Linked DNA regions of Mus musculus: all the other regions are linked to region 1. Evidence: chromatin loops called from intact Hi-C (ENCODE). Cell type or tissue: left cerebral cortex. All regions are shown on one strand.

Region 1 (5,000 bases):
CACACTCTAAATACAATCTGTTTTAGAAAGTATCTAGATACTTCTGTAGGATATCTGTAATGGTCCCAGTTAAGCTAGATTTGTTCTTAGGGTATCTCCAGAGAGCAGAGGAAGATGAACACCATCAAGACAAACTTCTGTGAGCTTGTACACCCCGAAATCTGTGTTTTACTCCCTTGTATGAGAAAACTAGTAAGCAAACCCTATTAATAATACATAACAAATGCATGAAAAACTACTTTAAACACTCTAAAAAGCCACATATTTTCCCTTTTGTAAGTTGAAAATTATTTTAAAAGATTTTTTTTTCAATTTTACTTTTTAAAAAAAATGAGGAATTGCCTCTCAGTCCTTTGAAAATAAGCATGGGAGCACAAGAATATTTTCCATAATTTGAATGCTGCTTTGAGAATTGAATAAACACTTAGCTATTAGTTCAATCCCAGATAAATAAACCAGAACTCTAGCAACTTATCATTGGTCCAATTTGTGAAAAAAAAAGGAGAAATAATATTTTTCCAGCATTTTAGCAGAAATTTAAATACATATTTACAACCTTTAGTCACTTCCTTTTTAAAAAAAATCCTTCTTCCTTCATGTGAAGGTCCAGATGCCTAATTAGGGACGCTGGGGCTCAGCTGGGTAGAGTTTACAAGCACCCATGGAAAGTATCAGCTGCAACATCCCAGTCCTCAACAATGAAGGAAATACTCGGGTGTTTATGGAATGAGCTGTCAAGGAGGGGGGGGGCGTCAAATTTCTAAAATAGATCACTCAATTTTCTTGCCCTTGCTAGCTTACCCCATGGTTTAAAAAATTAACAAACCATACTCCAATCTTTTTTTTAATTATTTATTTATTTTGGTCAATCTCATCTCTCTACAGATTTTTTTTTCTTCATTAAAATTGTCTACAGTTTTTTTTATAGCCATGGAAACCTATAGATGGCTGGAGTTTATGATTTTTCTGTTTCATTTTATTACAGATATACAAAGACTGCCTTTTAAAAGTTTGCGATGGAAGGTGTATGTGTGTGTTTCCCTGTTTTTAATAAGTGTGTTTCCCCACTTAAATAAAGTCTTGGTATATTGACAAGTCAAGATGAACAAAAATTCATAAATTCTAGTTAGTCACTAGATCACTCATTCTATGCTGAAGTATTTTTTCTGAAGAGAAAGTAATAAAGATTTTGAAAACACATGTTTCTGACATTTCCAACAATGCTGGATGAAATGCAACTGGGAAAAGTTACCCTATAGTTTCATGAAAGCAAATTATCAGCGCTCTAGAAGTTACTTGGCCTTAAATTAATAAATTTGTGTTTGCACAAATCTGCATGCTTATATTCAAGGAGTGGAGAGGTGAATGGATTTATATTTTTCCAAGAAAGGCAGTTAAGCTCCTATGGGAAACACAAGTAACGTAAAGGGAATAGTTAATGCCTTGTCCAAAGTGTCGGCAGGAAAATTAACTGCTATAGTGTATACAAAGGGCATAGACGCGTACTTGGTGAGTTCCTTGTCAGTTTCGGCTGTTACTGCACGCACAGACAGACGCACTGCCACGACTCAGATCCTCAGGGAGCTACGACATGGCTGCTTGAAGTGCCCCATTTCCTCAATGATAAAATGGACAGAGTAATTCTGCTTACTCTGTAGAACTGCTACAAGAATCCAGTATGATCAGAAGAGAGTCTAGCACATGCTAAATTCTCACAGACGTAACATAATTTAACGGTATTTTAGGAAACCTTCAGTCATTATGCAGTTGTTAACGTTTATGAGTTTGGACATGATATATAATTCATTTATACATTGTATAATAATCAGAGTCCAATTAGTTTGTAGAATCTATCTAGAATTTCTTCGTAGAGAGAAGATCCTAAGTGTCCTTTGCTATTTTGAAGTTCATCATACCTCACTGCTAATTTACAGCTATCAAGTCTTGTGGTAAAACACCAGAATTTAAGCTGTCTCACTAACTTTGTATTCATTGACTGAGCTGGTCCCTCTTCGCTCCCGTTCCCATCCTTCCCAGCCTCTGCCAACCAACCTTCAGTCCGTTACTTTAATAAAATCACCTTTAATTTATATTCCAAATGTGAGATCGTGTCCTGTTTGTCCTTCTGCTTCTGGTCTATCTCATTTAACAATATTGAGTAAGTTTGTCCATGTTTTACAAACAAAGGAATTCTACTCCTTTGTGGCTGGATAGCGTTCCATTGTGTATGTATACCATGTTTTAAAATTTATTCATCTATTGATAGACACTTAAGTTGCGTTCACATCTTGCCCATTGACTGTACCTTTGGTTACACAGTTCAGTAATGAAATTGCTGAATTGTAGACTTCCTTTTTAACTATTAGCTTGTGAAAATAGCAGCACAGATTGAGATTATTAATACTGGGACACATACATACATACATACATACATACACATATATGATTAGATATTTTAAGTAAGGGAAAAGATAGGATCTCATTTTTTCTATCTCTGCCTCCCTTCTTCTCTCCTTCTCTCCCCCCCTCTCTAGCTCTGTATAAAAAGTAGGAAATGCAGATTCTGGAAGCGCCACCGCCTCAATGCATGTAAATTAATTAATTGGTTCATGAATTCAGGTGGTATGGATTACAGTTCAGTGCTAACTAACAAAAATGAGGCTGAAATAAAGACCTTTCCCCTCGCCTGACTGGGACAAAGTTTATTATTTTTTATCAGTTACTAAAGTAGTGACCTACTATGGAATTGCTCAACCACTGTATACCCTTCTCAGAAACAATGTTCTCTGAAAAGAGATGTCTAAACCGCTAGAGCATGTCCCATTATGGGAAAAACAGGTGTGACTAAAGGTGAAGGCACCTGAAACTAAATCCAGACCAAGAGCTGTGTAGCTAAGGCAGCACAGCTGTGCAACTTCCAAAAGGATTTGTGGGATAACACTGCCACCCCTTGGACAGAAAAAAACCCAGGGAGTTCGTAGCTTCCTTTATTATGGTACTCGTATGCCCCCTCTGGTAGATGCAGTGTTTGAGAGCATATAAAGAATTAAAAAAGGAAAACATCTCTGCTATTTAGCGAGCCGATAAAAATGCCACCCTACTTCCCAGCTCTTTGAAAGTTTGTGTTTGAAAACCCTTTTCTTCCCGGACCTTAAAGGATCCTTGTTCTATTGCGCCCTCTGCCCACTAGAGCCTTCAAGCTCCCGTGGAAGAATGAAAGTCGCCATCATTTTACTATGTTCGATTTAATTCTCAACTGGATTGTTATCACAGCATGGCAGTAATTATTTACAATACAATTTTATAAATGTATATACATCGTTATGAGGTCCAATGTGATTCGTTGACTCATATATACATCATTTTAGTGATTAAATCAGGATAATTTGCACACGTAGCTAACATTATCATCTGTTTGTGATGAGAATGTTAAAATCCTCTATCGATCTACTTTGGAATATGCAGTACCTTGCTGTTAGCAATGATCACTATATTGTACAGCAGTGCCAGATTGAGGGCAATTAGTATTGTAATGTTGTCTTTTATGAGATCAACTTTTTCTACCCCACATGTGTGGTTCCTCTGGAAAATGGTACTTAATAGAGAAGACGCCTTAAGAACTGGAAATAGTTCAGTGTTCCACGAGATGGCACTTGGCTGCTAACTGATGAATTACACTAAAGGTAAGGGACCTGGTGCTATCCCCCATTGCTAGCAAACAAGTGACAGTTAATTTTGGCTGGGCTTCAGGCTGGAGAGACAGTCTAGAATTGCCTGCCAGCATTATTGAGACCCCAGACATGCATACTGTGAGGTTGTAAGTCAGAAAATCAAAAAAAAAAAAAAAAAAAACAGTAAAGGGTTGAAAGAAATAAGTATACAAACTGTCTTCTAAACATGCATGTCTCTACCCATAGATAGAAGAAGAGATTAAAAAATGGCCCAAGTGCTGAGCTTGTGTGCAGTCAGTCCTAGAGGAGACACATCTATATCACTGCCCCCTAACACACACACACACACACACACACACACACACACATACACACACACACATACACATAAGGCTCAGGAATGAGATACATTGATATCAACACCCCCCCATACACCCACATATCTAAGGCGCAGGGATCATTGTAGAAAACGCAGTAGCAAGAGCCAGAGGATGGAGAGTAGAGCTATGCAATGCTGTCTGCCAGACTCTGCATGGCTGCCTCACTCATAAACTCACACCAGCTAGTGCACGAGACCTGCACAAGATCAAGCCAGTCACAACTCCAGCAAAGAAGAGGGAGGGGCACACATGGGTAAGAGTGTCTAGGGAATGCATCCCTACCTTTGGAGCTTTTGGCTGACAGCTGCTGAAGCAGGAAGCTTTAAACTTCTTTGGGAGAAAGGCTGCTGCTAGGTTGTCCCTGCCTCTGTGGACAGTCTCACACCCATGTCCATATGGGCAGCAATAACTGGACTCAGTGGGTTGCTAAAGAACAAAGACATGAGGTTGGGAGGGAGATGTGTTGTGGGGTACTGAGGGAGGTAGTAGGGGTGGACATGGTCAACTTGCATTGTATACATGTATGGAATCTTCAAAGAATATTTATCTAATAAGAGAAGAATACTTATTTTAAAGAGGCTGGTTAAAACACAATGAGAGGGAAAGTGGATGGGGGAGGGGGGAGAGGGAAAGAGGGGAACCTGATCTGGTATTAGGTGAGGGAAAAGGACTGAAGCCCTGAGGGCCAGCAGAAAGAGTGGAAACAGGCAGTCTCAGAAAATAGGAGGTTGGGGGGGGGCGTCTCCAGAATGCACCAGAGACCTGGGAAGTGAGAGACTCCCAGGACTCACAGGGAGAGACCTTAGATGAAATGCTTGACAGTAGGAAAAGGGAACTTTTAGAGCCCACCTCCAGCAGGAAGACAGGGCATCAAGTGAGGGATGGGGTTGCCACCCCACAGTCACATCTCTGACCCATAATTGTTCCTGTCTGAAAGAATTGCAGGGAT
Region 2 (5,000 bases), 63 kb after region 1:
AGGCCCAGAGAGGCTAAAGATAGAGCAGGACCATGGTGTGCAACCCTCCCTACATGGGCAGGATTGGAAGATTTGAGCCACGTTAATAATGGAATGAACATGCAACACTTCCAGCCTTTTATGACATAGAGACTTGTAATCATCCTACAAGGTAGAAATAAATAACAAGTGCAAAGAAATACCCAAGAGAACCCAGGAATGCAAGCAAACAAAAAATTCACAGTGTTATGGAAAAGGTAGAATTTTGAAAAGAGACTCTAAAACATAATAAGTTCCTTTATTAAAAATAACCATGAGGAAAAAAAAAAACAGGACTCAATGTAGCAATCAAGGGCTGAAATAAGTGTTGTTCTTTCCACTTAACCGCTCAAGAAAAACCATTGGAATTCAGTGAAAACAGTGGTTCCTTGCTAAATTATTTGGCCTGTTACCATCTTGTTCTTTCTAGCCCAGCAAAAGACTTAACAACTAACAACTTCACAACCAAAGCACAAGGGGAGGACAAAAGGGTTGTATCTTCCTACCAGTTCTCCCAGGAAGCCAAGTTATTTGGCCTGTCTACCTTTCCCCTGAGGAAGCAACATTCACATCATTTGTCTTTATTTGCTTTGACTCAGAGCTCCTTCCATGCAATAGCTCTGTTGTCACAGCATTTGTTAAAGCAAGCCATGAGAACTCCTTGATTCAGCAATGGCCTTGGGAGACATGACCAAGTGCATCTAGTGAGCAACTGACCAAACACAAAAGTCAAAGGATGGACTGTCCAGAGGGGATTGTGAAACTGACACACTCTTGGGTATCCCCAAGCTACGTACAGGTGCAGGGCTATGCACATGTCAAAGACATGCCTGAGAAGGCCCAGGCTCTCACTACATTCTGATCTTGTGACTCTGCAACCAATAAGGAAAAGTCAAAGCAGAGTTATGAACTGCAGGAAATTGTAAAGACATTTGAACATCATAGACAGACACACATGCACATATCTACATACACACATGCATACCCACACTCACACACTTACACACACACATATAAACACAAACACAGACACACAAATACACACATACAAACATGCACACTGAGCATCTTAATGAAGGCTGGAAGACTAGTTATTTCAAACCCTTTTAGTAAGTCTGCCTAATATTAATAGAGGTCTACTGAAGTGAAGAGAGAACTCTGTAGTCACATATGACAAATACTTTTGAATCAGCAGAATAAAGTGAGGGAATTTGCTACACTGATAAAATAAAAATCCATCTACAATAACAGCAAGAATAACGACAAACACAGACACTGCATTATAGTCTTTAAAACATCCAGGTTTTCGTGAAAATTTCCTGTGTCTGACAAGGAAAAAGACATTCATACACAGAGAACTGATTGTGTGTGTGTGTGTTGTATGCTCGTATACATGTTTGTGTATGTGTGAAAGTCAAAGTCTTCCTCTATTGCTTTCCTTGAGTTTTCAATACTGGGTCTCTTACTGGATCTAGAGGTCACAGACTGGCCAGGCTAGCTCCCACCAGGCTTCAAGGACCTTTTCATCTTTGCCTCTCCAGCACTAAGAAAATAGGCATGTGTCATTTCACCCAGCATTTTATGTGAGTGCTAGAAATTCAAACCTGTGTCTCTATTCCTAAATCCCCGGAAGGAAGACTTTTAATAAATTATTACAAGAATAGTCAACTAAAAAGGATGTACAAAGAACTGAAAGTACAGATACAATGCCCCACTTTTATAAAATAATCAAATGCTACATGAGATCCTGTCTATGGTAATCAAATAGAAATCATAAAACAGAAAGGCAAGATAACATAAATGAAATGTGCTGAGGTCCCAACAGCAGATTTGAGTAAGAGGAGGGGAAAAATTCTGTAAGCTTGATGGCATGTTTATTGCTAGCCAACCTAAAGAACAGATATAGAGAAAAATAGAATAGAAGCTTATTACTCTGGGACACCATGAAGTACACTGACTTATGCATAACACAAAACTCAGAGGGAGAAGAGAATGAAGAATAGGGCACATATCTGTAAAGATAATGGCCCAATACTCCCCAAATCTAATGAAAACCATCAATTCTAAGAAGCACAGCAAACTTCAAAGGGAGTCTCTGATGAGTTCTAAAGGATCTCTGAAAGAAACAAGTAAAAGTCACTATATTAGAACAGGACGTCATCAATCAAGGTAACCTGATCTATGATCAGAAACCATGGGGGACCGAAGCCAGTGGGATACCATTTTCAAAGCATCAGAAAAAAAAAATCAACCAGCATTTCTAAATATAGCAAAATCACTCCCCTGAAACTGGAGTATTGAAGACATTTGGACAAAACCCTTGCTTGCTTGATTTGGTAGGATAACTTCTTATAATAATTACAATAGATAAAATATGAAGGGATACTATCCAGTAACTCAGTAACATGACAAATACATAGAATGCAGAGCTAAAATTTATAACAGCCAGTGCCGTTATCAGCAAAGAAGATAGCTGGTTTGTTGGTGCCAACCTGTAAGCCAAGCTACTCAGGATGTTAAGGCAGGAGCAGCACAGGCTCAAGACAAGCCTGAACAATTTAGGAAAACCTTTGTCCACAGAAGGTAGATATACATGTAGGGATGTAGATAGATGGATAATATAGCTAGATAGCTATGTATCATAGCTAGCTAGCTAGATAAGATAGATAGATGATAGACACAATAGACAGACAGATAGATTGATTAATAGGTTGAATTTTTAAAAATATATATTAACGTTCATTATTGAAATTTAGAAAGAGAAGGAGACTGGGCAAGGTGACGGTTTGTATATGCTTGGCCCAGGCACTATTAAGAGGTGTGGCCTTGTTGGAGTAGGTGTGTCACTGTGGGTATGGGCTTTAAAACCATCAGCCTAGCTGCCTGGAAGGCAGTGTTCTCCTGTTTACCTTTAGAACAAGATGTAGAACTCTCAGTTCCTCCTGCACCATGTTTACCTTGATGCTGCCATGCTTCTGCCTTGATGAAAATGGACTGAACCTCTGAACCTGTAAGCCAGGCCCAATTAAATATTGTCTTTATAAAAGTTGCCTTGGTCCAAGGTGTCTGTTCACAGCAGTAAAACCCTAAGACAGGCAAGATGATGGTTGAGGAAGACCTACCAGTGAGTATCTTTCCAAAAATTTGAACACCCTTCTGTACTGGCTGAATCTCGTGGAGGCATTCCCCAACTGAAGCTCCTTTCTCTGTGATAACTCCAGCCTGTGTCAAGCTACCATGAGGCCTGACATGATGCAGATTTTATAGCTCCTGTTCTGTGGCCTATGTGGGGAACCATTTATACCCAAGTTAGCCTGGCACCCAAGGGATATTTTCACCGCCCTTCCTGTAAGTTCAGCTGTTGTCATATAATGCAGAGGAAGATCACAAGCAGGGGCTGAGTGTAATGCAGAAATGAATACAGGACTTTGGGAACCCAGTATTGGGTCCACCACAGTGAACCCCAACACCAGACAGTATCAAGTAGCCCTTGCCCCTGGGCCAAAACCCATGGTCATAACTTCTGAGCCTGTTAACATCAACCATGGGCTATCCCCCACTGAGATATACTTATGTCAGCCTGCATTGACAGCCACTATTGAGTGGACCTGTGACATAACCTCAGAGAATGTGTAAATCCCACTAGCTATGAGGTACAAATACAGGCAACTTAGCATCAGCCTTGATAACCAGGTGCCTTGCACCTCGGCACTCTGTGCATGAATTTTATAAATGTTCTGTGTCAATGGATGTACAATTGAGGATTCTAGGTGTAGGCTGAAGTATGTTGGTCTAATGTGGCATGTATTCTTATGCTAATTTGGGTCTCCCAAAACTGCATGAGAGGGTCTGCACCATAGCTTCTGGGAGCTGCTCCCCATTAATTCTGCTTGGTAAATAAAGATGCCAGCAGCCCATAGCTGGGGAGAAGAGAGAGGGGAGGGGTTTAGTTCTTCCTAGCTTAGAACCTCGAGGAAGGAGGAGAGAGGGAGAGTGTGCAGGAGAGAAGAGAACAGAGCGACCATGAAAGAAGATCTTGCAGGAAGGAAAACCAGGGCTGCCATGTAAAAGGGCCAAGAGAATGCAGCCCAGAGGGCTGCTCACCTGGGCCAAGAGCAGCCAAGATGGAACATAGAAATTAGTAAGTAATAATAGGGTTATGGATAGAAAGTAGATTATAACAGCATGGAGGTTAGGCAGTTGCCGAGCTGTTGTGTTGCTCAAAGTGTATTAAAATATAAAGCCTGTGTATGTATCTTTCATCTGGGAACATAAATTGTCTAAGATGGGAAGAAGTTCTACACTGGGATTTATTAAAATATAATATTCTTACTATAGTAGGCTCCAATTTTGCCATAAACTGCCTCATGGTTTATTTCTATCTATTTTACTTCTACAAATTAAGTAAGAAATATAGGGTTTTTTTTTAGTCCTTGCCAATATTTAAAATGAACTGTTGTTTTACTGTTATTTGTTATTTTTTAGTTTTAGCTAGAAATTAATAATTAATTGGTTTTTATTTCCACAAAATCAAGTATGATTAATTCTTCTTCCATATACTTGTTTGTCATTCAGTTTTCAGTGAATCTTCTATCAAAATCTACCCAACTTGTATTGAACTGTATTTCCTTTCAGTCGTAGGGAAGCTCCCCTCCTCAGTAGAGACAGTGCGAGTCAGCATCCCTGTGCATATGTTAGCACAATGTAGCCAGGTGCCACATCCATTCTAGAATGGAATCTTTGAAACATGCAGTTGCCATGACAGGTAGCAGCATTTCCAAGGAATTCCATGGCTGAAAACTATCCAAAAGGACCTATATGTGGCAGAGTTTCTCTTCACTACTTCATGTCATCAGAAACTACAGAGAAATTATAGACAGGTAAGCGGTTGTTTTATTATTTCTGTATCCCACTCATGGCCTGCTTTTTTCCTATATCTTCTCTTAGTTTTTACTTAATGCTGTTGCTTTATTCAAAGAAAA
Region 3 (5,000 bases), 610 kb before region 1:
GGCACACTTCAGAGCTAACGAAATAGGTAAAGAAGTAGTCAAAGATCATGTGACCACTTGGGGAAAATTTAAGCTATGGCCATATTAGCATCCAGGTGTTTCCTCTGAAGTTTTAGTAGCAGGATTAGAAAGAATTTAATGCGGAAAGCACATGAGAATGGCCAGGCACCTCTCTTGGAATGACTTGAAAAGTGTGTGGTGACCAAGGAGGTTCCCTCATCACCTCTGTAAGAAAAGTTACTGCTGTGCCATGAATGCCTGTGACATAACCTCTGCGTCATTAAGTACAGAACAAGAACAGCCAACTCATTCCAGTTAGTTCCTATTAACTGCCAGTTGGAAATAACACTGGAGTTAGGTGAAAAACGAATCTATATTTCCAGGATTGACATAAATTATTTTCCATTGAGTAACATAATCACAGCTTAACCAAGGAGCCAAAGCCTTGTCATCTGTAATTTGACTTTAAGACTTTAGCTTTATTTTCTTTCCCTTCCTTTCCTTTCCCCACTCATTTCTGCTTTCCCCCTTCCACCTTCCTTTGCTCTCCCCTCTCTCCTCTTTAATTACTCCTCTCTCCTGTGATAGGCAGAACTTGTTATAGAAATGACTGCAGATCAGAAAGATCGTTTCAAATGTGTAAACTTTGTCTGTCTTTGCTAATTATCATTTTCCTTTCATTTTTTCCCTTCATTTACATGATTTTTTTCTTTTGATTTTTTTCTTTCATTTAGTCATGCTTGTGTACACTAGAATAGATTATTTTTTAAATTTCATTTTTATGATATTTGTACTTTTCCAGTATTCAGTTTTGTAGTTCAAGACACACATACAATGTGGAATGATTAATTCCTCTGATATTCTCATTTCCATGTGCTGGGAACTTTCAAATTCTTCCTCTCTAGTGATTTTTAAACATGTAATTGATAGTTTTAGACACAGTTATCCATGGTGCTATGGAATTTATTCCAGCTAGCTCTATCTAATACCCACTATCTACCCTCTTATTACTCTTCTCTTCTCCTGCTCTCCCTACTCTAGTGAATTTTGGTCTACTCTCAGTATCTGTGAAGGTTTTTAAAGATTCCAGGAATGAGTGGTAACTCATTTGCTTCTCTGTTCTTTATTTCCCTTAACATACAACCCTCCAGGTTGATCCATTGTTATAAGTCATAGAGTTTCATTCTATCATACGGGCCAGTCACATTCTATCAAGTGTTCTTATTTCATATATCCCACAGGTTAATCTTCGATATCCACATTTCTCGGTTTGAATCAGATTATTGAGTATATAGCAAGCAAAAGTAAAAGAATAAATAGCAAGGAGTAGATTGTAGAAATAGCAGATAGCAAAACATCGTTAAATCAATGCTCACAATACTCAGCAGAAACAACCGGGTGAGAAGCTTGACTGGGAAACTAAGTAAAACTAAGTCAGGGGCTTACAATCACCGCGAAGAAACTGACTGGGGAAGAGGAGGCAACAAACAGGTGTTCTTGATCAACAAACTGCCAAGCAGGACGTCTTCCCCTAAATGAGACTTCTTTGGTTTTACATTTTTATTTTAAGATGAACTTTTAAAAATTATCTTTCTTTGGCACGTGATGTCTCTGGGCTTTTATATGTGTAAGATTGTATGGTCTGTAATCAAGAACACTTTGAGGATACACTTGACATCTTTTGTGACTGGATAGATTAATTATTTTTCTTACCTAATTGCTCTGGATATGTCTTCTATTATTATCTTGAAATGGTGAAAGTGGACATTCTTGTTTTTTTTTCCCCCAGAAATACTTTTAGAATTTCATCACTTACTATGATATTGTCTGTGGGTTTATCATATAGCTATTTTTGTTTTTCAATATGTGCGTGTGTGTGTGTGTGTGTGTGTGTGTGTGTGTGTGTGTGTGTGTGTACAGATTCTCAGGATCTCCTAGCTAGTACCTAAAGACAAACATGAGTGGTGGCACATAGCCATGACTGACTGAGGTACAACAGTTATGCTATTTTTTTTTTTTTGCTCACCCTCTCTTTTTTTTTTCTCTCTCTCTCTTTAAGTTCTTACTCTCCAGGGTTCATAGAGACACTAGTTATTTCTGATTGCCAAGCCTCTACAAACCTGCCAATATTGTACTCTACTCTATAATGTGAAGTCACTGAAACTGTTAATTAAAAAAAAAAAAACATTTAAGCAAAATCAGCTTCACATTTCACCACAATGTATCCAAGTCCTGCTGTATGAACACTCTTTTCTAATTTTTAAGACCATATGGTTTTCAAACAAAAGTGTAACATGTCAAATTCTGTGACACCTTCCTCATCAAAATAGTTCCTGTTAAAATTAAATTGATGCCTTTAATTTAATGAAACCACAGAGGAATTTTATATAGTTCTTTAAGTATTTTCTTTTATACCTTTCAGTACCTCTCAGAAAACCACATGGGGTACAAAGTAAACAAAGTGTGAGGGCTGGCAGGAGGGCTCAGCAGGTGAAGGAGCTTGCTGCCAAGACTGTCGCCCTGAGTTTGATCCCCAGATTCCACATGGTGGAAGCAGAGAACCAATTCCTGCAAGTTATCATCTGACCATCATGTGTGTGCCATGGCATGTCCACCCCATTCATACACATCGCACATCCCCAAAACAAAGAAAATGTAAACAAAATATTGAAGAATTTTAACCCTGCAAAATTTTGTCCTAATTTACCTATTTATAATCTTCAGGATTTAAAGATATTTTCAACTTGGTCAAAGCCAAACGACCTATTTTTGAAACATCTTTTCTGACTAGGCGTTAGCTATTCTTGGAGACACAAGTTCCTAAAGTCCTGAGCTGCTTTCGTTGGAATTCTCGGCTGATGGTTATGACTCACTGAGATGGATGCATTATTCTTTTTTAATTTACTTCAGTAAAAACTCCCAATGAATTTAAAGTCAGTGCTCCTTATGGAAAAAGAATGCTGTGTGTTTCCATACTATCCTCTAGATGACCTATTAGTAATTAGATTTTGGAGAGCAGAGTTGTTATCAAGAGTCAGATTTACCACACAACCTAAGAAATTCTTCCGCAAGCCAGTCCCTTTATAAAATCCTGTTCCAGGCTTTGCTGGCCCGTGGTTCCCACATTGGTGATATGCCACCCAGAAAATCCCATTTCCTCTTTTCCCTCTCTTTCACTTCCTGCTCACACTGTGAAGACTTAGTTTATACTTCTCAAGTTTACTTATCGTGGTTTGCATAAAATTACTCTTCACTCACTTACACATTGTAGATAATGGTTATTTGCCTATAAACCTAACAGGTACTGAGTCTTATTTACCCTCCTGCTCTGTGGACACTTTCAGAACAAACGGGCAGTTGTTTTTGAAACACTTGCCATTTTTATGATGCTTGGAACTCTCTTGCCTTGTTGCTTGTGCACTTTTTTAATGGCTCAAGTCTCCTTCTTTCACGGTGTTTACTCTGGAGCTGGTGTGAACAGAGGCTCTTGGAAATGTAGAGTGTTAATATCCTGGCATGTGTCTTGCTGTGTGCAAGAGACGGCTTCTCTAGGCTGCTGGGAGCATAGTGGAAACCAGCCTGTCACAGCATAGACAGACACACCTAGGCCTAAATGATCGCATATCCATCGTACCCTCTTGTGCTCTCTGATTTCGTGTGTGCACAGCCAGCCGCATATTTACTGGAGTACTGCTTTACCTTTATTTCTAGAATGCATGGCACCTCACATGTGCTTCTAATTAATGCTCATGTTTGATTGCTTTACGTAACTTTTTAAACAAAGTTAAATAATCTTGTATAAAAAATGTCAGTTTGTGTTAAAGAAGCACAATTATGTCTCTTTGGGGAATTAGAAAAAAAAGGAAAAAAATAAGTTGAAATACTTCAGCCCCCTTACATATATTGCCATAAATGGTAGTGACATTGAAGCAGTCACACATTTGAGGTTCAAGAGCTTTTAAATAGCTTTTGAACAAATCAAGCACAAAGTAGTATTACTTATATTAAGAAACTTATTTAAAACAGAGCCCATTAATGGGATGTGATTTAAAACCATGTCTGTTTTAAATATATGTTCAAAATTAAGTTACTAGGCCAGAACCCGAAAGTCAGAAAACTGATACCTCAATATAATAACTACAGCTTTGGAGGCAGATTTATTATTTCAACCCATGAGGAAAGCATGAATTGGTAAATTACCATATCCAGTGTAATATAATTAGACCTAGAAAACTTCATAAATTTCTGTAAGTGTAATACTTTGGGCTACAGTTCACCCAGTAATGTAACAGCTATCCAAAAATGGATTGGTGGTACTGTGGCCTCTAACATAAAATCGAAAAACAAGGGTGGGTGGGGGTGGCAAAAACCCTAGTAGCTTTATCTATACTGTTTATATCGATATAGATGCATAAAGATGCATATAAGCTATTTGAAGACAGAAGTACATCTAATACATATATTTGAATTTAAACAGCTTAATCAGATGTTCAAGACCTGGGTCAGATTGACATGACCTTCCAATTCTTTCCTATTTTTCATCATACACACTTATAGATAACACTTGGTATGGCAATTATGCTTTTTGGCCTGGGTTTTGTGCTTTTTGGGTTCTTTGGTATCAGGAGGGGCTTTTGTCCCCACAATTAGGTGGTGACTAGATGTAGCAATCAACTTGCCTGGACGTATCATTAATAACAAACCAACTGCTCAGTGCTCATGTTCTGATCAGCTCCCTTATCAAACTCTGTACACCAGCCCAATACTTCTACTGCCTTAAATCACTAAGTTAGAGCCAGGCACCAGATAAGTAAGGACTCTGCTGTATGCTTAAAGAAGCGTGGGAATTATTTAAGCCATCCAATCCAAAGCTTGCTCAGTATACCACCTTATCCATTACTTCCTGTGAAAACCAATACCTTCTTTGGTCTCCTTCTTTCCTACCTTTCCTCTCCTGGGGTGGGTATCATTATAACCCCAGAATTATGAATAAGTTACAT

What was found. Hi-C counts contacts between places; a loop is a spot of excess contacts. Peaks named below come from ENCODE experiments on the same cell type or tissue, not always from the same donor. Only the 100,000 strongest peaks of a DNase experiment are listed, where the experiment ranks them.
Region 2: a loop joins it to region 1, with 2.9 times the contacts of the local background. A loop is called at or near these places in 3 of 42 quality-filtered maps.
Region 3: it touches region 1 in a loop (2.0-fold over the local background); 2 of 42 quality-filtered maps call a loop at or near these places.

Annotation. Positions count from the first base shown.
Region 1 is chr1:163,148,606-163,153,605 of GRCm38, reverse strand. No RefSeq gene overlaps it. Among named protein-coding and RNA genes, the nearest start is that of Gm22434, 33 kb to the right of the region's middle. In left cerebral cortex, a CTCF peak has its summit at 2,984; a DNase peak (open chromatin) is centred at 2,966; H3K4me3 peaks cover 501 bases.
Region 2 is chr1:163,085,460-163,090,459 of GRCm38, reverse strand. It overlaps Mroh9 (maestro heat-like repeat family member 9), which reads left to right and starts at 4,790. Exons shown (of 22, transcript NM_030071.1): 1 at 4,790-4,898. In left cerebral cortex, no CTCF peak of the experiment used is centred here; no DNase peak of the experiment used is centred here.
Region 3 is chr1:163,756,158-163,761,157 of GRCm38, reverse strand. No RefSeq gene overlaps it. Among named protein-coding and RNA genes, the nearest start is that of Gm51663, 21 kb to the left of the region's middle. In left cerebral cortex, no CTCF peak of the experiment used is centred here; a DNase peak (open chromatin) is centred at 2,858.